Regions from separate parts of the Homo sapiens genome. Here region 1 is linked to region 2. A link is an interaction called in ENCODE POLR2A ChIA-PET data of the cell type or tissue named here. Cell type or tissue: OCI-LY7. All regions are shown on one strand.

Region 1 (4,000 bases), 84 kb before region 2:
AAAAGGAGGATACTTTAAAAATCTTATTTCCTGGATTTAATGTGGAATGGTCGTAGAGGTGAATCATCCCTGGTCTGAATTTATTTTAGCTCTATGTTCGTCATATTTCTCTCATAATAGGTACTTATAAAGTGGAAATATTTTTCCTTTTATAGTTCAAATTAACATTACTTGAGTTTAGTAATTTCTTGATGCAGTTATATAAAAACTGAGGTCCAGAGACTTCATCTGTGCCAGGATAATGTAAGCTTTTTTTGGGTGTTATAGGAACCTGTCTAAAAAGGAGGTTGTGAGGCAAATTAACATTTAGTGAACATAAGAGCTACAGTTAAAGGTTGCTGGGAATTGGGCCTTTATTGCATAGATTTTTTGAAATGCTTTTTTGCTGTGGTTTGCCCCAGCCTTTGTGTGTGGTCAAAGTAAAACCTCAGTGTTTCCGTGTTCTAAGCAAAATAAAACATGTAGCTATGAGTCTCTACTAGGAAATCATCTGGAGTAGTCAGGAGAGAAAATAGTTGTGAGGAGTAGTTTTTTCTGTTCGTTTGAAAAGTTGGACTTTGAAATGCTTCTTTCTAAGGCAGGCTATTTTTAAACTCAGAATTTTATACATTTACTTACTTACTTACTTACTTATAGATTGATGGATTGAGACGGAGTTTTGCTCTGTTGTCCAGCCTGGAGTGCAGTGGCGCAATCTCGGCTCACTGCAACCTCTGCCTCCTGGGTTCAAGCCATTCTCCTGCCTCAGCCTCCTAAGCAGCTGGGATTACGGATGTGCGCCACCATGCCCGGCTAATTTTTGTATTTTTAGTAGAGACGGAGTTTCACTATGTTGGCCAGGCTGGTTGCTAACTCCTGACCACAGGTAATCCTCCCACCTCAGCCGCCCAAAGTGTTGGGATTATAGGCGTGAGCCACCGCACCTGGCCTAAATCAGATTTTTTTTTTTTTTTTTTTTTTTTTGAGACGGAGTCTTACTTTGTCGCCCGGGCTACAGTGCAGTGGCACAATCTCGGCTCACTGCAACCTCTGCCTCCCGGGTTCAAGCAATTCTTCTGCCTCAGCCTCCTGAGTAGCTGGGATTACAGGCACCCGCCACTACGCCCAGCTAATTTTTTGTGTTTTTAGTAGGAATGGGGTTTCACCATGTTGGCCAGGCTGATCTCGAACTCCAGATCTCATGATTCGCCCGCCTCCGCCTCCCAAAGTGCTGAGATTACAGGCATGAGACCCTGAGCCCAGCCTAAATCAGAATTTTAAAACACAAATAATCGATTCTTCTAAGTGGTGATTTCATTTAGTTACCCAGTCCAGGTTCTTTTTTGGAAAATAGCCTGAAAACAGTGTTTCTGTGAATTGTTCATTTATGCATTATTTTGGGATGTTACATGGAAACTTTGTACCCCAAAATCACCATACGTAATAAATAGTCTGAAATTTTATAGCTAAGCTTTATTATGGGTTATATGATCTCTCAATTATTCAGAATAGGTTTCACAGTTAACATTTATACCTCTTATTACCTGGCACAGTGCCTTATACCTAATAATGTATTTTAAAAGTTGAATTGCTTCTAACTTTTACTGTTTTTGTTTTTAGAAAAGGTATAGTTTGGCAGTGGGGCCTCCAAAAAAAGACCCAAAAGTTAAAGGTGTCCAATCAGCAGCTGTACAAGCTTTTCTTAAAAGGAAAGAAGAGGAGCTGAGACGAAAAGGTATGTATCTATAGCCTTATTCTCAATTTTAAAGTATTCCATCTTCACCATCTAGCTTGTACTAAACCAGTGGCTGTCTATAAAAACATAACAGGCCAACAGATTTGGGAGGGTGTGTGTGTGTGTGTGTGTGTGTGTGTGTCCAGGTTAACTGACTGTATTCATGGCTTTACATATGTTACCTCGATCATTTGTATAAACGTTTTCTTTTTTTCTCCCCTTGAAGTAACAGCTTTTTGGGGGTTAGTAGCCATGTCTTCTAATTGGCCATAGTAAGTCCCCAGTAAGAACTCCATTCTTTCTTTAATCTTGGTTCTGAAAGTGTTTCTACCCATTTTGTATTTTAATTTTTATTAACAGAATGCTATCTAAAAGGCTAAAATAGAGATAAGTTTTAAAGTCTTTATTTCGAATAGTTCTACTTCATGCAAATACAAAGAAACTGATTCAATATGTTTAAGTATTCATTGAATCATAATTAATAACAACTACTAAGTGGATACTAATGTTCTCTTAACTTGGTAATGTATTTGGTTTGAAGTATTTTGTATATTTAAAGCTGAAAACCAAGTCTCCCACTTGCTTAGTCATATAGAAAAACCCATATGTCTCCCACTCATTATGTAAAGATGACTCAATTGATACTTGTTCACATGACTTCCTCATTTGATTCCTAGATGTCTTCAAACTGTAACCTGAACGTTGTGTTTTCACTTGAGCATACTGCAATCTTGAGATCTCGAAGTAATAACATATTCTTGTTTTGTCCCTTTTAGCCTTAGAGGAGAAAAGGAGAAAAGAGGAACTAGTGAAAAAGCGAATTGAGCTCAAACATGACAAGAAAGCAAGAGCTATGGCCAAGAGGACAAAGGATAATTTCCATGGTTACAATGGGATTCCTATTGAGGAAAAGTCAAAGAAGAGGCAGGCAACAGAAAGCCATACCAGCCAAGGAACCGACCGAGAGTATGAAATGGAAGAAGAGAATGAATTCCTCGAGTACAATCACGCAGAGTCAGAGCAGGAGTATGAGGAAGAGCAAGAACCTCCCAAAGTTGAAAGCAAACCAAAGGTCCCCCTTAAAAGTGCCCCACCACCCATGAACTTCACTGATTTACTCAGGCTGGCTGAGAAAAAGCAGTTTGAACCAGTGGAAATCAAGGTAGTGAAGAAATCAGAAGAGCGACCTATGACCGCAGAAGAACTTAGGGAGCGAGAATTCCTTGAACGAAAGCATAGGAGAAAAAAACTTGAGACAGATGGAAAACTACCTCCAACTGTGTCCAAAAAGGCACCCTCTCAGAAAGAAAGTGTGGGCACAAAACTTAGCAAAGGTTCTGGAGACAGGCATCCTTCTTCCAAAGGAATGCCCCTTCCTCATGCTGAGAAGAAATCAAGACCCAGCATGGCCAATGAGAAACACCTCGCTTTGTCTTCATCCAAATCCATGCCAGGAGAGAGGATCAAGGCAGGATCTGGCAATAGCTCCCAACCCTCACTTCGTGAGGGCCACGACAAACCTGTTTTTAATGGAGCTGGAAAGCCTCATTCCAGCACCTCTTCACCAAGTGTCCCAAAGACTTCTGCTAGCAGGACTCAGAAATCTGCTGTTGAGCACAAAGCCAAAAAATCTCTGTCCCATCCTAGCCATTCCAGGCCTGGGCCCATGGTCACCCCACACAATAAGGCTAAGAGTCCAGGTGTCAGGCAGCCAGGCAGCAGCTCTAGCTCAGCCCCTGGGCAGCCCAGCACAGGGGTTGCTCGACCCACAGTTAGTTCTGGCCCTGTGCCTAGGCGCCAGAATGGCAGCTCCAGCTCAGGACCTGAGCGATCAATCAGTGGGTCCAAGAAGCCAACCAATGACTCAAATCCCTCTAGGCGGACAGTCAGTGGTACATGTGGCCCTGGACAACCTGCAAGCAGCTCAGGTGGCCCTGGGCGACCCATCAGTGGTTCAGTTAGTTCTGCAAGACCCTTGGGCAGCTCTCGTGGCCCTGGCCGGCCTGTGAGCAGTCCACATGAACTTCGACGACCAGTGAGTGGCTTGGGCCCCCCGGGGCGGTCTGTCAGTGGCCCTGGGAGATCCATAAGTGGCTCAATTCCAGCTGGACGGACTGTCAGTAATTCAGTCCCAGGAAGACCAGTGAGCAGCTTGGGACCTGGGCAAACAGTTAGTAGCTCAGGTCCCACTATAAAGCCTAAGTGCACTGTTGTCTCCGAAACAATTTCTTCCAAGAATATCATTAGCCGGTCCAGCAATGGACAGATGAATGGAATGAAGCCTCC
Region 2 (4,000 bases):
TCAATGGCAGTGAACATTTTTTATGTTATTAGGCCATTTGTATTTTCTTTGAACTGCCTATCTGACATCTTAGGAAAAGTTTAAATAAACATTAGATTAGATTATCTATAGGCTTCCCTAACAATTGCTGCATAACTCTTGTTTCTGTCATAGAAACATCTAATTAATACCTTAGCCAGAATGTAAAACTAAATGTGCATATTTTATGCATTTTCTGAGATCACGTATTTTTGTAACCTAGAGCCATGGAACTGCTAAGAGTAAAAGGTCAAAGATCCTGGTCTGTTGGACTATCAGTAGCTGACATGGTTGACAGTATTGTAAACAATAAGAAGAAAGTGCATTCTGTATCAGCTTTAGCAAAGGTAATTGCTATTCTTATTCTCTTATTATATTTTAAACTTAGATATTATTAATACAAAACTAACAAAATCATTATTCATACTCTAACCCCAGGTGTCTTCAGTATCACCAGCTTTTAGAGTAACAGGTAGGAGAAGGCAGTTTAGTTTAAGCCCTATCCTGCTTAGCTATGAGAAGTCTGCCAGCTTGGGCAACATAGTGAGACCCCAACTTTACAAAAACAAAAACAAAACTTTGCCAGGCATGTGACAACCACTCAGTAGGCTGAGGTGGGAAAATCTCTTGAGCCTGGGAGGTTGAGGCTGCAGTGAGCCATGATCATGTCACTGGACTCCAGCATGGACAACACAGCGAATCCCTGTCTCCAAAGATAACATTTTGACTGGGGGCAGTGGCTCACGCCTGTAATCCCAGCACTCGGAGGCCGAGGCAGGTGGATCACTTGAGGTTAGGAGTTTGAGACCAGCCTGGCTAACATGGTGAAACCCCTCTCTACTAAAAATACAAAAATTAGCCAGACATAGTGGCGTATGTCTGTAATCCCAGCTACTCGGGAGGCGGAGGTTGCAGTGAGCACCTCTGCAACTCCAGCCTGGGTGACACAGCGAGACTCAGTCTCGAAAACAAACAAACAAAAAAAGTGTGGACTTCTATCAGGTTGCCTTCTCACCCTCATGTGATTTTTGGTAACCCCCAAATAGTGTTTATATATCCATAAATTTCTTCTTACTGTCATTTATCATCTCAGCCAGCCAAGTCACCCCAGATTTATGTGCCAGAAAGACAAATATCACATATTCTTACTCATGTAACCCCCAAATAGTGTTTATATATCCATAAATTTCTTCTGACTGTCATTTATCATCTCAGCCAGCCAAGTCACCCCAGATTTATGTGCCAGAAAGACAAATATCACATATTCTCACTCACGTGGGAGCTTTTTTTTTTTTTTTTAAAGTTGATCTCATGGAGGTAGAGAGTAGAGTGTTGGTTACCACAGGCTGCGGTTGGGGGATAGAATGAAAAGCAGTTGGTTAATGGGTACAAAAATAGATAGGAATAAATTCTAGTGTTCAACAGCACAGTAGGGTGAGTGTGATTATTAATAATTTATTGTACATTTCAAAACAGCTAGAAGAAGCTGGGTGTGGTGGCCCATGCCTGTAATCCCAGCACTTTGGGAGGCCAAGGTGGGAGGATCACTTGAGCTTAGGAGTTCAAGATCAGCTTGGGCAATATAGAGAGACCTCATCTCAAAAAAAAAAAAAAGAAAAGAAAAGAAAAGAAAAAATAGCCAGAAGAGACCATTTGGAATGTTTTCAACACAAATAAATGATAAATGTTTGAGGTGATGGATAGCCCCATTACCCTGATTTGATCATTACATGTTATATGCATATATTGAAATATCACATGTACCCCACAAATACACACTCTTATGGTACCAGTTGTTTTATTTTTTAAAGAAGCTATTGTCATGACTGTGCCCAGAGACCATCCCATGCCCCTCCCCAGGAAATACATTCTTAACTATCTTTTTTCTTAGCCCCCAACCTCCTACCCATATTGCAGGGGGGGCTAGCTTGCTTCTCTACAAAGTGGGTGTCTGACCAAGTTGCTTCCATCTCTCAAAAATTTTCTGAAATGATAACAAGTTTATAGAATCAATGAATGATTGTGAGGTCTGGACTTCTAAAAATAAAATAAGTAAATGAACAAAAAAATTTTTTTAAGTCCAACTTGTATCACTTTGTCCTAGTTAAGAAAGCAAGAAAGTATGCATTTTTGTATTAACTTCTTTGCAATGATTTAGTTCTATTAAATCCCTATTTTTCTCATTTCAGGGATATTATGATATAAATAGTGAAGTGTTTTTAAGTTTGCCTTGCATCCTTGGAACCAATGGAGTATCTGAAGTTATCAAAACCACACTGAAAGAAGATACAGTTACTGAGAAACTCCAAAGCAGTGCATCCTCAATCCACAGTCTCCAACAACAGTTAAAACTTTGATTCTCAAATGCAATTTGAGAGGCTGGACTTCTACCTAAAGGGAAAAGTCATTTAATTTTACCTATATATAGGTTTGAGGATTTCTGTATCCTGCTACTTACTTTTACAAACTGCTTGGTTAAAGTAGAGGGTTTCTTGATTAGCTTTGTGATGTAAATCCTTAAGGAGTTATACAAGGAGGGGAAAAATTAATTTTATTTGGGGTTCTTGAGATATCTATGCTGTTCTTTAAATCTACAGCAGGGGTAAACATTCATCTGCAGTGTGCATCAATTTAAATCATATATCCTAAACTAAAAGCACAATTCATACTTCGGGAATATTTTATAAGTAATATATCTTTAAAAGAAAATTACCCTTTGACTTTTATAATCAACATAAGTTCCAGGCCCAGTATGGATTTACAAAATCTGTGTCAGTTGTACATTCACAGGATCCACAGCTTAAGTTACTAATGTTTCTTGTGTAAAATCCTGTTGGTAGTAATAGTAAAGCATTGTATTTCCCTTCTTCAAATTAATTACCTACCAAAAAATGGAAAAGAATTTTACATGCACTTTAAAATAGTAAAATGGAAAGTGAATTTTTAAAATATATGCATTAAAAGTTTACTTTAATTTCCAGTGGGACTTCCTTTATGAAATTTTCCATAACCTCTTCCTGGAGTATTACAAGATCTCCAACATCTCATAAACTAATTGTGATATTAGTGGAACCATAAGCAAATATATATTTTTAGTGGAAATAGATTATGAATGAAAGCCAAGCACCTTACTTTAAAGCCAAAATATGAGATTTTCATTAAAAACATTGGTCATAATAGGGAGAGGTTTTTTATTTGTTCTGAGCAAATCCTTTAACCTCTCCTGATGATACAGTTCAGAGTACACACACTTTGGTGATGGATCAAGAGCAATATTTTCTTATGTGAAAGATAGCTTATTATTACTATTGTGACATACAACTAATAGTAACAGTTAACATCAACACTTCATATATACCAGGCAGCATGATAAGCACTTTATTATTTTACTGAATCCTCACAACAGACCACTGAGGTAGGGACTATTGCCATCATCATTTTATAAAAGGAAATTGAGGTTTAGTCCTCAAGAAGTCTTGGCTATTAAGGGGCACTTATCCATACAACCTCTACTTTTTCTAGGCACTAAAAGGGGGAAAAGGCTTAATAGCCAAAATAGTTATCAAAAGACCCTAAAGCTGGGGTCCTGTACACCATGAAAGGATTACTTTCATTCTCATGTAAGGGCATGCTTTTATAAAAAACAAACATGGGCTAGGCGCAGTGACTCACGCCTGTAATCCCAGCACCTTGGGAGGCTGAGGCGGGCAGATCACGAGGTCAGGAGATTGAGATCATCCTGGCTAACATGGTGAAACCCTGTCTCTACTAAAAATACAAAAAGTTAGCCAGGCGTGGTGGCAGGTGCCTGTAGTCCCAGCTACTCGGAAGGCTGAGGCAAGAGAATGGCGTGAACCCGGTAGGTGGAGCTTGCAGTGAGCAGAGATCGCGCCACTGCACTCCAGCCTGGGCGACAGAGCAAGACTCCGTCTCAAAAAAAAAAAAAAAAAGTTTAAAAATTAGCCAGGTGTGGTGATGTGCA

The links. ChIA-PET counts read pairs that join two places held together with the same protein. Peaks named below come from ENCODE experiments on the same cell type or tissue, not always from the same donor. Only the 100,000 strongest peaks of a DNase experiment are listed, where the experiment ranks them.
Region 1: POLR2A ChIA-PET joins it to region 2 with 5 read pairs; 8 of 35 experiments call an interaction of 5 or more read pairs at or near these places.

What each region holds. Positions count from the first base shown.
Region 1 is chr11:18,614,589-18,618,588 of GRCh38, reverse strand. SPTY2D1 (SPT2 chromatin protein domain containing 1) reads left to right here. Exons shown (of 6, transcript NM_194285.3): 2 at 1,600-1,714; 3 at 2,491-4,000. Among named protein-coding and RNA genes, the nearest start is that of MISFA, 17 kb to the right of the region's middle. RefSeq lists an enhancer at 1,777-2,976. In OCI-LY7, no CTCF peak of the experiment used is centred here; no DNase peak of the experiment used is centred here.
Region 2 is chr11:18,530,695-18,534,694 of GRCh38, reverse strand. UEVLD (UEV and lactate/malate dehyrogenase domains) reads left to right here. Exons shown (of 12, transcript NM_001040697.4): 11 at 242-365; 12 at 2,208-4,000. The coding sequence ends at 2,375. Among named protein-coding and RNA genes, the nearest start is that of TSG101, 5.8 kb to the right of the region's middle. In OCI-LY7, no CTCF peak of the experiment used is centred here; no DNase peak of the experiment used is centred here; H3K4me3 peaks cover 966 bases; H3K27ac peaks cover 1,687 bases.